Regions from separate parts of the Homo sapiens genome. Here region 1 is linked to region 2. A link is a contact called in ENCODE Hi-C or POLR2A ChIA-PET data. All regions are on one chromosome and are shown on one strand. Each heading gives the region's core, a stretch centred on a gene start or an enhancer-like site at or near the end of the contact. The rest is flanking DNA. Distances are from core to core; before and after follow the strand shown.

The links. A loop is a pair of places that touch in the nucleus more often than their neighbours do. ChIA-PET counts read pairs that join two places held with the same protein, here RNA polymerase II (POLR2A). Pooled maps may share reads with other maps.
Region 1: a map of CD4-positive, alpha-beta T cell shows a loop between it and region 2 (2.2-fold over the local background). The contact joins two enhancer-like sites. A Hi-C loop is called at or near these places in 1 of 168 maps with a recorded cell type or tissue (CD4-positive, alpha-beta T cell), 3 of 37 single-sample maps with no recorded cell type and 1 of 50 pooled maps. POLR2A ChIA-PET finds 5 or more read pairs at or near these places in 2 of 52 experiments (WTC11 and activated T-cell).

Annotation. Positions count from the first base shown.
Region 1 is chr14:103,769,754-103,777,557 of GRCh38, reverse strand. The region is part of intron 4 of PPP1R13B (protein phosphatase 1 regulatory subunit 13B); the gene reads left to right. Among named protein-coding and RNA genes, the nearest start is that of ZFYVE21, 58 kb to the right of the region's middle. Within about 2 kb of position 1,902, at least 2 of the 41 ENCODE cell types and tissues checked have a DNase peak (open chromatin) inside an H3K27ac peak, as active enhancers do.
Region 2 is chr14:103,571,986-103,579,605 of GRCh38, reverse strand. COA8 (cytochrome c oxidase assembly factor 8) reads right to left here. Exons shown (of 5, transcript NM_001370595.2): 3 at 5,436-5,499. Among named protein-coding and RNA genes, the nearest start is that of COA8, 13 kb to the right of the region's middle. Within about 2 kb of position 2,770, at least 19 of the 41 ENCODE cell types and tissues checked have a DNase peak (open chromatin) inside an H3K27ac peak, as active enhancers do.

The sequences.
Region 1 (7,804 bases), core at 653-3,152, 200 kb before region 2:
GGGTGCCTCTGTGCACGTAAACACAGCATCTCTGTGGCGGCAGATGGGCTATGGGCTTAGCTTGTAGACTAAGAGTTGAGTAGGCTGACTTGCTTTGCATCTTCAGTGTTGGTTCTGGATCCTCTGTCAGGTTTTGACAGACACAATGGATGGTGGGCTGCAGTGTCTTCCTCCATCATTGTGGTATAGACTTGGAGAATAGATGGAATGCTTATCATAGGTGAGGGGAGCTGTGGAGGAGCTCTTTGTAAGAAATGTTGGTGTTGGCTGGGCGTGGTGGCTCACACCTGTAATCCTGGCACTTTGGGAGGCCAAGGTCGGTGGATCACCTGAGGTCAGGAGTTCGAGACCAGTCTGACCAATATGGTGAAACCCTATCTCTACTAAAAATACAAAAATTAGCTGGTCGTGGTGGCATGCGCCTGTAGTCCCAGCTACTCAGGAGGCTGAGACAGGAGAATCACATGAACCCAGGAGGCAGAGGTTGCAATGAGCCGAGATCGTGCCACTGCACTCCAGCCTGGGCAAGAGAGTGAGACTCCATCTCAAAAAAAGCCGAAATGTTGGTGTATGTTGAAAGAATGAACCAAATAGGGACATTTTTAATGTGGTCTTTTCTGAAAATTTGAAGATAACTGTAACAAGTAATTTTAAGACTAGAGATTGAGTTTCTTTTTTTTTTTTTTGAGGCAGAGTCTCACTCTGTCGCCCAGGCTGGAGTGCAGTGGCCTGATCTGGGCTCACTGCAAGCTCCGCCTCCCGGATTCAAGCCATTCTCCTGCCTCAGCCTCCCCAGCAGCTGGGACTACAGGCGCACACCGCCACGCCCGGCTAATTTTTTGTATTTTTAATAGAGATGGGGTTTCACCGTGTTAGCCAAGATGGTCTCAATCTCCTGACCTTGTGATCCGCCCACCTTGGCCTCCCAAAGTTCTGGGATTACAGGCGTGAGCCATCGCGCCCAGCCTGATTGAGTTTCTTTTTCTGGCTGTAACACTAACTAGGCATCTAAGCTTAGGCAAGTTCCTTCCTCACACAGGGCTGGGCATGGTGAGATACTGGTAAAGTGCATGGAATCTAGAGTGTGACTGGCCCATGTTTAGCCCACTGGCCTCGGAGCTTTCTAATGAGCTGAATTTGAGCAAGTTATTTCACCTCTCTACTTCCCAACTTATTATTGAATTGCTAGTTCTTTTATTGGCTATATTTGTGACCCTACCTCATATACTTAAATCTCTGTTTATTTGTACTATCAACTTTAAACAGTATCTCTGGACCTTGCTCTTTGTAAAATGATAATATTAGGCCCCTGCCATCTTTCCTTCCTTCCTTCCTTCCTTCCTTCCTTCCTTCCTTCCTTCCTTCCTTCCTCCCTCCCTCCCTCCCTCCTTCCCTTCCTCCCTTCCTTCCTTCCTTCCAGCTCTTGCAGCTGTACCAGACTTTCATGTTGTAAAGGTTGACAATATTTGTATATTGTTATCTAACTATAAACCTTTTTTGCTTTGTCTGTAGATTGGTTATAAAGTTGAAAACCATTTAGCAGTTTCATTATTTTAGATTTTGCAGGTATTATCCACTGCAGAGCCATGTGGTATACTAGATTATATTTTCTTCTCTTTGGTTTCAATATCATAATCCTTCTGCCACTCAGGGAGAAATATTCCTGTTGTTAAGATTATAGATTCTCCCTCTTCACATTCCTGCCTTCTGTCATTGGAGTAGAGATTTGTCCACTGCAAATCAAGAGCCTCTACAGAGTTCTTCCAGGCGGATCTGCTTCAGGACGTCTTAAGAAATAGACGCACACACACCACTGGTAGAAATTTTCATTCAGTAAATCTGGAGTGGGGCCTAGAAAACTCCCCATGTGACTATGTTGCCATGCCAAGCTTGGGAACATCCAGGTTACACTTTAGCAAGCATTTATAGCTTGTTTGTCCAACAGAATGTTGAAGATCTTTTTGAGTTCTAAGATTTACCATGGGACGGGCGCGGTGGCTAGCTCCTGTAATCCCAGCACTTTGGGAGGCCAAGGTAGGCGGATCACCTGAGGTCAGGAGTTCTAGACCAATCTGGCCAACATGGTGAAACCCTCTCTCTACTAAAGATACAAAAATTAGCTGGGCATGATGGCAGGTGCCTGTAATCCCAGCTGTTCTGGAGGCTGAGGCAGGAGAATCGCCTGAACCCAGGAGACAGAGGTTGCAGTGAGCTGAGATTGCACCACTGCGCTCCAGCCTGGGTGACAGAGCGAGACTCTGTCTCCAAAAAAAAAAAAATAATAATAATAATAAGTGAAAGAAAGAAAGGAAGAAAGAATTACCATGACCTGAACTTCAGGGAAGATTAAATAGATACATTGAGTAGGCCGTGTGTTGAAGAAGTGAGGTGTGTTGTATATGATATAATATATGGAAGAGACTCAAAAGGAAAGCATTCCAAATGTATGATAAATTGGGTAGACCAGTTTTGATGTGATGAGACCTTTTCCTTGATGAAGTTTTTTCTTGTTAATAAGGAGATAATGTGTATATTTCAAGATCAACAAAATTGAAACCTGAAACCAAAGTGAAAAATGTGTTTTTATCCTTTATGTGGCTTGTAATTAGAGGAAGGTATGAGAGCTCCTCTAGAGGAATAATTTAGGATTGGAAGCATCACATCAAAGATGTTACTGTATTTTATGGCTTACACATCTACCTTTTAAGCTTAATAATACGTTACCTTCTAAAACACTTTATTGTCTACAGAGCGGTTTTACGTGCATTTTAAGATATGAAAAACATCTTCCCCCAAAATGTTTCTGTGTATACCTTGGTTATAGAATAATGACATGCTAATAAGCCTTCTAACTTCTGGGCTGAGACATCTAAGGATAGATTAAGGAGAGCTGTGAAGAAAGGGGGGAGTGTGGGTTGGAAGAGAAGGGCAGGATGCTGAGTTGGTGTGATTGATGTCCATCAGCAGCTGCTGAACTAAGAAGCCGGGGAAGTTCTGCTCTCTGAAAATTGTAGGCCAGCAAGTCAGGTTAATACTACTGTGCTGGTTTGTCATTATGCTATAAAGGCAAATTGATTTGTTCTCATTATATATGCCTGTGTTGAAGCTTCCAAGATGTCCCCAGGTTCCGTGGTTTGCTAGGACCACTCAGGACTAAGCATAGAGTTCTCTTGAGTTGCTACAGTGAAAGGATTCAGAGCCAGATCAGCAAAGAGGAAAGACACATTCGACTTAGGTGTCCTGGAAGAACTTTTTCCTGTCTTCTCAGCCAAGCAGTTTTAAAATCTGAGTCAGTTTTTGCTTTATTCTAGGATATCCAGTAAGTTGCCAAGACCAATTGATCCTACCCTCCTGTGTTTTCTTCTAAGAGCTTTATAGTTTTAGCTCTTACATGTAGTTCTATGATCAATTTTAAGTTAATTTTTGTGTATAGTGTGAGTTAAAGGATTCAAATTAATTCTTTTCCATGTAAATATCCAGTTATCCCAGCACCATTTGGTGAAAAGACTATTCTCTCTCCCACTGAATTGCCTGACACCTTTGTCAGATCAATTGACCATAAATGTGATGTTTATTTCCAGAAGCATTCATTGCTAATGTAATCACCCAGGCACCGTTTTCCATATGGTGCCCAAGACTCAACTGTGCCTATCATCTCCTAGGCCAGATAACATTTCAACTGTCTAGAGAAAAACTTTTAGACTTATGCCAGGAGAGGATAGAGGCAGTCACCTAGGAGCATGGAGTTGGGGAGTAGATAGGGATTTAACTGCCTCTTAAATATTGTTCACTCAGTCTGCCTTATTTTCAGTCCCTACATTTTATTCCCCTTTCCAGAGGTACATGGTGTTGTCAGTTCCTGAAACTTTGAAGATTCTGTGCTGTAACTGGAGTGTTTATCCAGTTTTACTCCTTCTGGCTTGAGGTTTGTCTCAGATGTACTAGGTCAGTTATTTCTCGTCTGTTCTTTTGCCAACTTCCAAACATCTGTGTTGTGTGCACTGCTGTTAGTCCCGCTTTTGTGGTTTTATATTATTTGATGTAAAAATCCCTTTACTGTCAATTAGTGGAGTTTTGGGATTTAATGAAATTGGGATTAATCCTCCCTTGTGAGCAGAGCCAGGTGTGAATTTCTTTTAATTTCCCTATTGGGCTTTGTTGAATTTACTGATTCTGAGGATTGGCATCTGTCAACAGCTCTGGAACATTCTCTGTTATCTCGAGAAGTATTTTATCTTCTGCATTCTTTCTGTTTTCTTCTTTTGGAACTCTTATTAGACCTTCATCTTTCATTTTATTCTCCTTGTCTCTTAATTTCTTTTTTATATATTCTCTTTTTTGGTCTCTTTGTACTATATTCTGGATACTGTCCTAAGATTCATCTTTCAGTTAGTGAATTTTGTCTTCAGCTGTGTCTGTCTATTTAATACATAAAAGGTGCTTTTATTATTATTATTTTGAAAGGTATGACATAGTCTAGGAAAAATACTAGCAAATCATGTACCTGATAAAGGATTCAGATGCAGAATATATAAAGAACTCCCAAAGCTTAATAATAAGAAAACAAACAACCCAATTCAAAAAAGAAATAGGCCGAGCTCAATGGCTCATGCCTGTAATCCCAGCACTTTGGGAGGCTGAGGCGGGTGGATCACTTGAAGTCAGGAGTTCGAGACCAGCCTGGCCAACATGGCGAAACCCTGTCTCTACTAAAAATACAAAAATTAGCCCAGCATGGTTGTGCACGCCTGTAATCCCAACTACTTGGGAGGCAGGAGAATCACTTGAACTTGGGAGGTGGAGGTTGCAGTGAGCTGAGATCGCGCCACTGCACTCTAGCCTGGGCAACAGAGTAAGACTCTGTCTCAAAAAAAAAAAAAAAGAAAAAGAAACAGGTGAAAGATTGAACAGGTGCTTCCCCAAATAAAATATATGAATGTCAAGTAAGCACATGGAAAGGTGTTCACCATCATTAGTCTTTAGGAAAATACAAATTAAAACCACCATGAAGTGGCATTACACACCTATTAGAATGTCTAATGTTAAAAAGACTGATCATAACAAGTGTTGGTGAGGAAAGGGAGAAATTGGAACTCTTATGTATTGCTTGTGGGAATGTAAAATGGTATAATCTGGAAAATAATTTGGTAGTTTGAAACTTAAACATAAATCTACTGTATGACCCAACAACTCTACTCTTAAATATTTACCTTAGAGAAATGGAAGCAAATGTCTGTGCAGACTTGTACATGGCTGTCCATAGCAGTTTGATTTGGCTTGAAGCCAAAATCTGGCAACAACCCAAATGTTCGTTAACAGATAAATGCACAAATAGACTATGGTATATCCTCACAGTGGAATATTCCTGAACAATCAGAAGAAATGAACTACTAATACATGCTACAACATGGATGAATCTCAAAATCATTGTGCTGAAAGAAGCCAGCCAAAGGATTACATACTGAATACTGTTATGGTTTCATTCATATACAATTCTAGAAAACATAATCTCTAGTAACAGGGAAGGTCAGTGTTTGCCTGTGGATATGAGAACCAGGAGTGGGGGGCAAAGAGATAGGAGGAAGGGATTACAAAAGGGCACAAGGAAATTTGGGGAGAGGATGGATTTATTTTCTTGATTGTGCTGATTTCATAGTTTATACATTTGTCAAAACATTAAATTGTGTACTTTAGATATATGCAGTTTATTATATGTGAATTATACCTCAGTAAAGCTGTTGTAAAATTCATTAAAATTTTCACTTCTAGAAGTTTTAGGCCGGGCACAGTGGCTCACACCTGTAATCCCAGTACTTTGGGAGGCCAAGGTGGGTGGGTCACCTGAGGTCAGGAGTTCTAGACTAGCCTGGCCAACATGGTGAAACCCCATCTCTACTAAAAATACAAAAATTAGCCTGGCGTCCTGGCAGGCGCCTGTAATCCCAACTACTCAGGGGGATGAGGCAGGAGAATCGCTTGAACCCAGGGGGCGGAGGTTGCAGTGAGCTGAGATCACGCCATCGCACTCCAGCCTGGGGGACAAGAGGGAGACTTCATCTCAAAAAAAAAAAAAAAAAAAAAAGAAGTGTTAGTTCTTAAATCTTCTTAGTTGCTCTTTGGTTACATTTTAAACACACTAAACATATTTTATGTTCAGCAACTAATAATTTCTCAATCTGAACGTGACTTCTGCTGACTGTTGAGTCCTGGCTCCTTGATTGCTCTGTGTTTTGGTTTTTGACAATGAGCTGCTCGTTTTCCTTGGAACTTTACCTCTGGGCATTTTTTGACACCTGGATAAAGTCAGGCCTTTCCTGAAAGGCCTTTGTCAGTAACTAGGCACAAGCTAGGCTCAATTTCTACTGTCCTTTTGTGGATCATGACGCTTTCATGAGAGCTGTCTAGTGGTTACAGATAGTTAGGGGGCCGTCTCTCCTTCCACTCAGTGATAGAGAAAGGTAGGTTCCTTACTGCCCCCTTCTGTTGGGGGGTTCATTTCATAGTTAGCCTTACATTGAGGTTGTAGGTCTTCGCATCCTGGACGTTTGTGGGCATCTCCTCTTGGACTCTCCACAATGGAATGAGCTTAAGTCTTTACCTCCTAATGCCAGACTTCACCAGCTGCCAGGGAGCAAGTATGCAGGTGGGCAAAAACCTTCAGGACAAAAGCCAGCTGTGGAGTTCTTTTATTATTGCCCAAGGTTTCTGGTTTCTCTTTATTTTTGGTCCCTGTAGTTTCCTTACTGTTGTGCCAACTCAGTGATGCTTTTAAAAACATGTTTTGTGTTTTATCTTGCCTTTTAGGTGTTGTTACCAGGAGTGTGATACAGGGTGTCCTGTCAGCCATGAGGTTGGAAGCAGAGCGCTCCCAGGGTGTTGTCATAGTTCTCATGTGGCATGGGATGCGTTTTCTGTTGTTATCTGTGCACTTTGATAGCCCATTTTCCTGCCAGTTTCTTTCTAGCCCTAATTATTCCTAGCATCTTGCCTTGGGTATAAATGTGTATTGAATTGAATGGATATGGATGAATTTTTTTTTTTTTAAGACAGTGTCTTGCTGTGTCTCTCAGGCTGGAGTGCAGTGGCACAATCTCGACTCACTGCAACCTCTGCCTCCCAGGTTCAAGTAATTCTCCTGCCTCAGCCTCCCACGTAGCTGGGACTACAGGCATGCGCCACCACGCCTGGCTAATTTTTGTATTTTTAGTGGAGAACAGGGTTTCACCATGTTGGCCAGGCTGGTCTCGAACTCCTGAGCTCGAGTGATCCTCCTGCCTCAGTCTCTCAAAGTTCTGGTATTACAGGCATGAGCTACCACCTGGGCCTTATGTGAATAAGTCTTATGATTAAAATTTATTCATATTGGGCCGGGCGTGGTGGCTCACACCTGTAAACCCAGCACTTTGGGAGGCCGAGGTAGGTGGATCACTTGAGATCAGGAGTTTGAGACCAGTCTGGACAACAGAGTAGACCTCATTTCTGTTTAAAAAAAAAAAAAAGTTATTCACATTTATAGACTAAAATAGCATGTTGTAGTACTATTGCAGGGGATAGGGAGCTAGTATGCATTTTAGATATCTAATTGGCTCTTATTAATTTGTGAGACTTAGTAATTATTGGAATATGAAATATTCTGGCTTCAGAATTTAATGAGATGTTAGAGAGGCTTGATTTTATTGAACATTTTATATTTTTGCCACCTTTGTGACTGGGAATACTGAGCATATAATTTATGTGATAAAAATGAGCATCCGTGTTCATAAGGTATCTTGATATCATTATCACCTATTTTTTGTTTGCTAAA
Region 2 (7,620 bases), core at 1,521-4,020:
AGGCCGAGGTGGGTGGATCATCTGAGGTCAGGAGTTTGAGACCAGCCTGGCCAACATGGTGAAACCCTGCCTCTACTAAAAATACAAAAATTAGTCAGGTGTGGTGGTGTGTACCTGTAGTCCCAGCTACTCAGAAGGCTGAGGCAGGAGAATCGCTTGAACCAGGAGGCAGAGTTTGCAGTGAGCCGAGATCGTGCCACTGCACTCCAGCCTGGGTGACAGAGTGAGACTCCATCTAAAAAGAAAAAATTGTATTTTTTATTTTCAATATTTTATTGTTTATATGTTTATTGTTTTCAATATTTTTCAATCTGTGGTTGGTTGAACTGAGGACATAGGGGAGGGACAACCGTGTAGGGAAAAACCTAGTGTACATACAGGGCTTGGTACTAGCCTCAGTCTTAGGCATTCACTGGGGGTCTTGGAATGTATCCCTCGGATAAAGAGGGCCTACTCTGTCTCATGTGTTACTGTTAATACACATATAGGGCGCTCAAAACTGTGTCCGTACTCAGAGGTTGAGGCAGGAAGACTGCTTGAGGCCAGCCTGGTCAACATAGCGAGACCTCATCTGGGATGGACAGAGGCCAAGACTGTCCCCACCTGGCTGTGTGGCCCCAGAGCTGTGACTTACCTCCATCTCAGTTTCTTCCTCTCTAGTGTGTGACAGCAACCGCGCACCTCATGAAGCTACACTCCGTCAGTGTGGCAGGAGGGGCGCGGCTGGCACAGAAGTGCTTGCTTGTGGTCACTGCTGTTAGGGTGACCACGGGAGTATCCCAAAGGCAGGGGTACCAGCTGCTGCCACCTGACTCCATTGACATGGGCGTCCCTCAGGACAGGTCTCCTTGCATTTGGCTCAAACACCCCCAGGCCAAGGCTCAACAAGCAGCAGAAGCACTGTAATATCTGCTAAGCAGGGCACCATCCACACTGCAGCACTGCAGCTTAATACCGAACCTACCGCTAAGTTCAGGGAAAGAGGCAAAACACCGAGTTCACCACACTTACTGAAAACCGAGTGGGTGTTTCATAAATACTTAGGAGACTGACTTAAACTAAACCCATCTTGATGGTACTCTTCCTGCCACTGCATAAACACTCTGGGAATGAAATACATTAGAGGAATTCTCCCACAATACTGCCTGCCTTACAAATGAGATTTAATTTTGAGACTGGCAGAACTGAAATCACAGTATTCTGCTGCTTGCACTTCAAATTCAATCACTCATTTTTCTGCACTGCTGCAGAATATTCCGGTGAAGGCCAGTAAGTGCGTAGGCCACCACAGCCTTATCCGTTCTTCTAGTACTGGGCATTTCCATTCTTCCCATTCTTCTGCAATGAAAGATTGTGCTGCAAGGAACACACAGCTGAACTCTTCCCATGTTTCCCCACATGAATTTTTTTTTTGGAGACAGTCTGGCTCTGTCACTCAGGCTGGAGTGCAGTGACACAATCTCGGCTCACTGCAGCCTCCACCCCCTGGGCTCAAGTGATCCTCCCACCTCAGCCTCCCGAGTAGTTGGGACTACAGACACATACTGCCAAACTTGGCTTTTTTTTTTTTTTTTTTTTTTTGAGATGGAGTTTCACTCTTGCTGCCCAGGCTGGAGTGCAATGGTGCAATCTCGGTTCAGTGCAACTTCCGCCTCCGGGGTTCAAGCGATTCTTCTGCCTCAGCCTCCTGAGTAGCTGGGATTACAGGCATGCATCACCACGACTGGCTAATTTTGTATTTTTAGTAGAGATGGAGTTTCTTCATGTTGGTCAGGCTGGTCTCAAACTCCTGACCTCAGGTGATCCGCCTGCCTCAGCCTCCCAAAGTGCTGGGATTACAGGCATGAGCCACCGCACCCGGCCTTAATTATTTTTATTTTTAAATTTTTTGTAGACAAAGGGTTTTACCATGTTGCCCAGGCTGGTCTCAAACTCCTGGGCTCAAGTGATCCACCCACCTCAGCCTCACAAAGTGGTGGGATTACAGGTATGAGCCACCAAGCCTGGCTCTCACATGAATTCTTAGAGATGATTCATGAGCATCATTTGCCTGCTTCCTGGGGTATATGTAAATATGTGTAGCTAAATTCTTCTGGAAAAGGGGCTGAGGATTTTCTGCTGCCATCCACCTTTGATGTAACTCCGCCAGCACTGAGTCTCAAGACTGAAAACATTCCCCCATGAACTGAGTAAGCATGAAATGATGACTTCTTGTTGCATATGCACTGTAGGCTGGGCGCGGTGGCTCATGCCTGTAATCCCACCACTTTGGGAGACTGAGATGAGAAGATCACTTGAGGTCAGGAGTTTGAGACCAGCCTGGTCAACATGGTGAAACTCCGTCTACGAAACACACACACACACACAAATTAGCCAGGTGTGGGGGCGGGTGCCTATAATCCCAGCTACTTGGAAGGCTGAGACAGGAGAATTGCTTGAACCCGGAGGTGGAGACTGCAGTGAGCCGAGATCACGCCACTGCACTCCAGCCTGGTGACAGAGTGAGACTCCATCTCAAAAAAATAAACAAATATGCCTTGTAAAATTTAGAGTTTGAACAATTTTTTCTTCTTGTAGTCACGTTATTTGTCTATAAATGTGTGTTATTTCTGAGTATTTGTGGCAGCTTTTCCTGAAGTCCAAATTGCCCATGTTGTTTTGCTGCCAGCACTTGCCCTTCCTCACATTTCCGGGACACTGATCCCTGCGCCTACCCAGCCCTCTGATCCTTTGCCAGCAGGCCTGCTCTTTTGCCTGCTTCCTCCCGTCTCCATGGCAGCAGCCAGGCTCTCTGCACAAGCCCCACCTCTGCCTCAGCTAATCCGGGCACCTCCCAACCGGGCTGGAGCCAGCCTGAGGAAAGGCAGCCTCCTCAGCTGACTGCTTCTTTGAACTTAGGAGGGATAAACAAGGAGGCAGAGAAAGCCAGTTTATAGCATGAGAAAGGTAAGGCAGTGGCCTAGGAGAAAAGTTTAAACATGAGGAAGAAATTGCTCTGGTCCTAGCGTCTGAGCACAGGCCATGACTGGGGCCAGCTCCACCCGCCTCTGGGTACTGAGCCACCTCCACATATGCTCAGCAAACTCTCCTGTCCAGAAACCTGGATCAAAAGGAGTCTTAACACAGACGTTTTCAGCTTTTATGTTCTTGAATATCTCTGTCTTCACCCTCAAGCTCAGGACGGTATCATTCCTCCAGATAATGGTGAGTCTGTTATATCCTATTAGATGCTCTACAGCTGCGAACTATGTATCTAACTCTTTAATCCATAAACAATCGACTTTCTTTTTTTATTTTTTTGAGACAGAGTCTCGCTCTGTCACCCAGGCTGGAGTGCAGTGGCGCAATCTCGGCTCACCGCAACCTCCGCCTCCTGGGTTCAAGTGATTCTCCTGCCTCAGTCTCCTGAGTAGCTGGGATTACAGGCAAGTGCCACCACGACCAGCTAATTTTTGTATTTTTAGTAGAGACGGGGTTTCACCATGTTGATCAGGCTGGTCTCGAACTCCTGACCTTGTGATTCCCCTGCCTCAGCCTCCCAAAGTGCTGGGATTACAGGCGTGAACCACCGCGCCCGGCCTGACTTTTAATAATTAACTTTTTGGCCAGGCACAGTGGCTCACGCCTGTAATCCCAGCACTTTGGGAGGATGAGGTGAGTGGACTGCTTGAGCTCAGGAGTTTGAGACCAGCCTGGGCAACACGGCAAAACTCCGTCTCTACAAAAAACACAAAAATTAGGCAGGTGTGGTGCTGGCGTGCACCTGCAGTCCTAGCTACTTGGGAGGCTGAAGTGGGAGGATCACTTGAGCCCAGGAGGTCAAGGCTGCAGTAAGCCTAGATGGTGCCACTGCATTCCAGCCTGGGAGACAGAGTGAGACCCTGACTCAAGAAACAAAAAAAGAAATTAATAATAATTAACATTTTGACCCACTGGAATACATTTGTATTGCAGAGAGAACGAATCTAAATTTGTTCTTTTGGGCCAAAGCTTTCTCCAATATCACGTATTCAACAAAGCTCCCCTTCTCTTGGCTCTTGGGGACCTACATCCTCACGCATTGGTGCAACCGTGTACAAGACATGTGCTCTGGCCCAAGGTGACACGCCTGCTGCCCCACTCCCACTGCAGGCACCGTGGCCTGCTCACTTTCAACAGCTGCCAGAGCAGGCAGCTCCCTGTATGTTTCCCTTCCTTAACACATCCTGTCCTATTACCAAATTCAGTTTCAAACCTAATTTAAGGCCAGCCTTTCAATACTCAGCAAAGCCATCAATAGGATTCTGGGACCTTAGTAAGAATCAAAACAACTTCTCCCATCTGTTAGGAGAGTGGCTGTCTCCAAAGCCCTTCCAAGCTATGAGCCGACCTAGTCCTACCTGATATGATGACAGACCTATGGACACGGCACATGTGGTGTGCACACAAGCACACACACATGTACACACGTGCACGTACGCACACACATGCGTACACACGCACGCATACACGGCCAGGTCAGCATGGAATGCGCTGACAGCCATGGGGCGCGGCGAGGCCCAGTAAGGCTTTGCAATCCGACTCCCGACGTGAGAATCCAGGCCACGCCACATTCTCACTGTGCAATTCTGGTGAAGCCTCAGGTTGCTCATCTATAAAATGGTAAAGATAACAGTATCTACTTCATTGGGTCACTGTGGGAAATGCAACAGGTGATATATGCACAGGACTTGCACAGTGTCCAGCACAGGACCCAAAACTGTGAGTGCTCATTCTCATGCTTACTGCTGGATGCAGCATCTGCTCCAGCTCTGCCCCACAAGACCCCACCTCTCCAGGGCCCGCAAGACCCCACCTCTCCAGCAGCCAGCAAATAGCAACAGAGGTCCTGGCATGGGGGTGACTCAAGCTCCTGGCCCTTTATTCCAAATGAATCAGGTGAGGCAAAGGATTAGTAGGAATGGCACTTTAGCCCAATGACAGACTTGGCTTTTGGGGTCGATGATTTTGGATTTTCTATCAGAACAACTTTTTGGCAGCAGACATCTGTTTAACGAACAGCATGAGATGTTATTCAGGCCTAACACTGACACCAGGAGAAAATAAGGAGAGGCTATTTTGAGCACTGAACTGAGATCAGGAATCAGAAGAAAAGCTGCTTTGGAGGGAGAAGCTGCAAAGGCTGAGACCTCAGTACGAAAGTCAAAGGTCAGAGGTTGGTCATCCATCATAACCACCTAAAATCCGGAGAGAAAGGAGGGAGCTGAGATTGGAGAGCCATGCCTGGGAACTGGGTGTGCAAGAGAACTTGGACAGGGGTGTGCCGAGCACTGCCCCAAAGCAGGCCAAGGACCGCCCTGAACTTCCCCACCTCTCTCACCGCCCTTCCTTTCCCTTTTCATGGACTAGCTCAAACGCAAAGAAAGCAAAAAAAACAATCAAACAAACACACTAACCTGATTCAGTTCTCAGGCCCAGGCCTTTAGTTTTTAGTCTTGAGTGAATAAATTCTTCTTTTTCCTTAAAAAAAAAAAAAAAAAAAAAAAAAGGCTCTCAGAACTCCTTTCTCTGTCTTTCCATTTTTCTTTGGCTAGAGCACAGCTCACGGTGTACTGGAGAAGTTTAGATGTGGATTTTCTGAGAAGCTAGTGACCCATCTCAAAGCTCGTTTAAAACCCTCTGAATGTGGTTAAAAGTTTTGTGCTTGAAACAGGATTTGAGAAGATGTTCAATAAACTTTGGGAGACGCTGTTTGTTTATAAATCCACAGAATAGGTCAGGCACAGTGGCTCACACCCATAATGCCAGCACTTTGGGAGGACGAGGTGGGTGGATCACCTGAGGTCAGGAGTTCCAGACCAGCCTGGCCAACATGGAGAAACCCCGTCTCTACTAAAAATACAAAAATTAGCCCAATGTGATGGTGGGCACCTGTAATCCCACCTACTTAGGAGGCTGAGGCGGGAGAACTGCTTGAACCCAGGAGGCGGAGGTTGCAGTGAGCCGAGATCACGCCACTGCACTCCAGCCTGGACAACAGAGTGAGACTCTGTCTCAAAACAAAAACAACAACAACAAAAAAAACCCTCCACAGAATATGATAAATATACCCCACCAGACATAGCCCACTCAAATGGAAAGTCAAAGTTTAAATGTTGCCGGGCACGATGGCTCATGCCTGTAATCCCAGCACTTTGGGAGGCCAAGGCAGGCGAATCACCTGAAGGTCAGGGGTTCAAGACCAGCCTGGCCAATGTGGTGAAACCCCATCTCTTCTAAACATACAAAAATTAGCCGGGTGTGGTGGCGGGCGCCTGTAATCCCAGCTACTTGGGAGGCTGAGGCAGGAGAATCGCTTGAACCAGGGAGGTGGAGGTTGCAGTGAGCTGAGATCATGTCACTGCACTCCAGCCTGGGCAACAGGAGTGAAACTCCATCTCAGAAGAAAAAAAAAAAAGTTAAATGTTTTTCTTCTGGTTTAGACTATTTATACTTCTTTCTTACACAGTTTATTTATAAGTATCCTGTTAAGAATTTTGAATTCTCTGCTGGGCATGGTGGCTTATGCTTGTAATCCCAACACTTTGGGAGGCCGAGGTGGGCGGATCACGAGGTCAGGAGATCAAGACCATCCTGGCCAACAGAGTGAAATCCCATCTCCACTAAAAGTACAAAAATTAGCTGGGCACGGAGGTGTGTGCCTGTAATCCCAGCTACTCGGGAGGGTGAGGCAAGAGAATCACCTGAACCTGGGAGGTGGAGGGTGCAGTAAGCTGAGATCGCACCACTGCACTCCAGCTTGGTGACAGAGCGAGACTCCGTCTCAAAAAAGAAAAAAATTTTTTTTTTTTTGAATTCTCAGGAAGAATGACAACACATCACAAAAACGGGTTTCTTTTTGAGGGTCTCACTCCTGTCACCCAGACTGGAGTGCAATGGCGCGCTCTCGGCTCATTGCAACCTCCGCCTCCTGGGTTCAAGCAATTCTTGTGCCTCAGCCTCCCAAGTCATGGGGATCACAGGCATATGCCACCACACCTGGCTCATTTTTATATTTTTAGTAGAGATAAGGTTTCGCTACGTTGGCCAGGCTGCTCTCAAACTCCTGGCTTCAAGTGATCCACCCCTCTCAGCCTCCCAAAGTGCTGGGATTGCAGAGCCATCATGCCCCACCTAAAAAAACCGGTATTCTCATAAAGATAAACACACACACCTATGTGTGTAAAACATGTACTTCTAGTTCTGGCTCTGCTGCTCACACATTGCATCCTTCAAAGTCTCAAGATCTGTGGTTCTACGAATGACCATTTCTTATATACAGTTACATATTAGTTTTTAAAACTATATGCATATATGTACATACAGTGCGGGGGATGGACTGAGACCCAGTACTACCACGTAACAAATAGCAAAGCAATATACTAAACACCTAGCACCCTCAAGTGGCCAACTGTGTTATTTCTCATTCTGATCTAAAACTTTTTTTTCTTTTTTTTTTTTTGAGACGAGTCTGGCTCTGTCACCCAGGCTGGAGTGCAGTGGCGCAATCTCCGCTCACTGCAAGCTCTGCCTCCCGGGTTCACGCCATTCTCCTGCCTCAGCCTCCCGAGTAGCTGGAACTACAGGCGCCCGCCACCACGC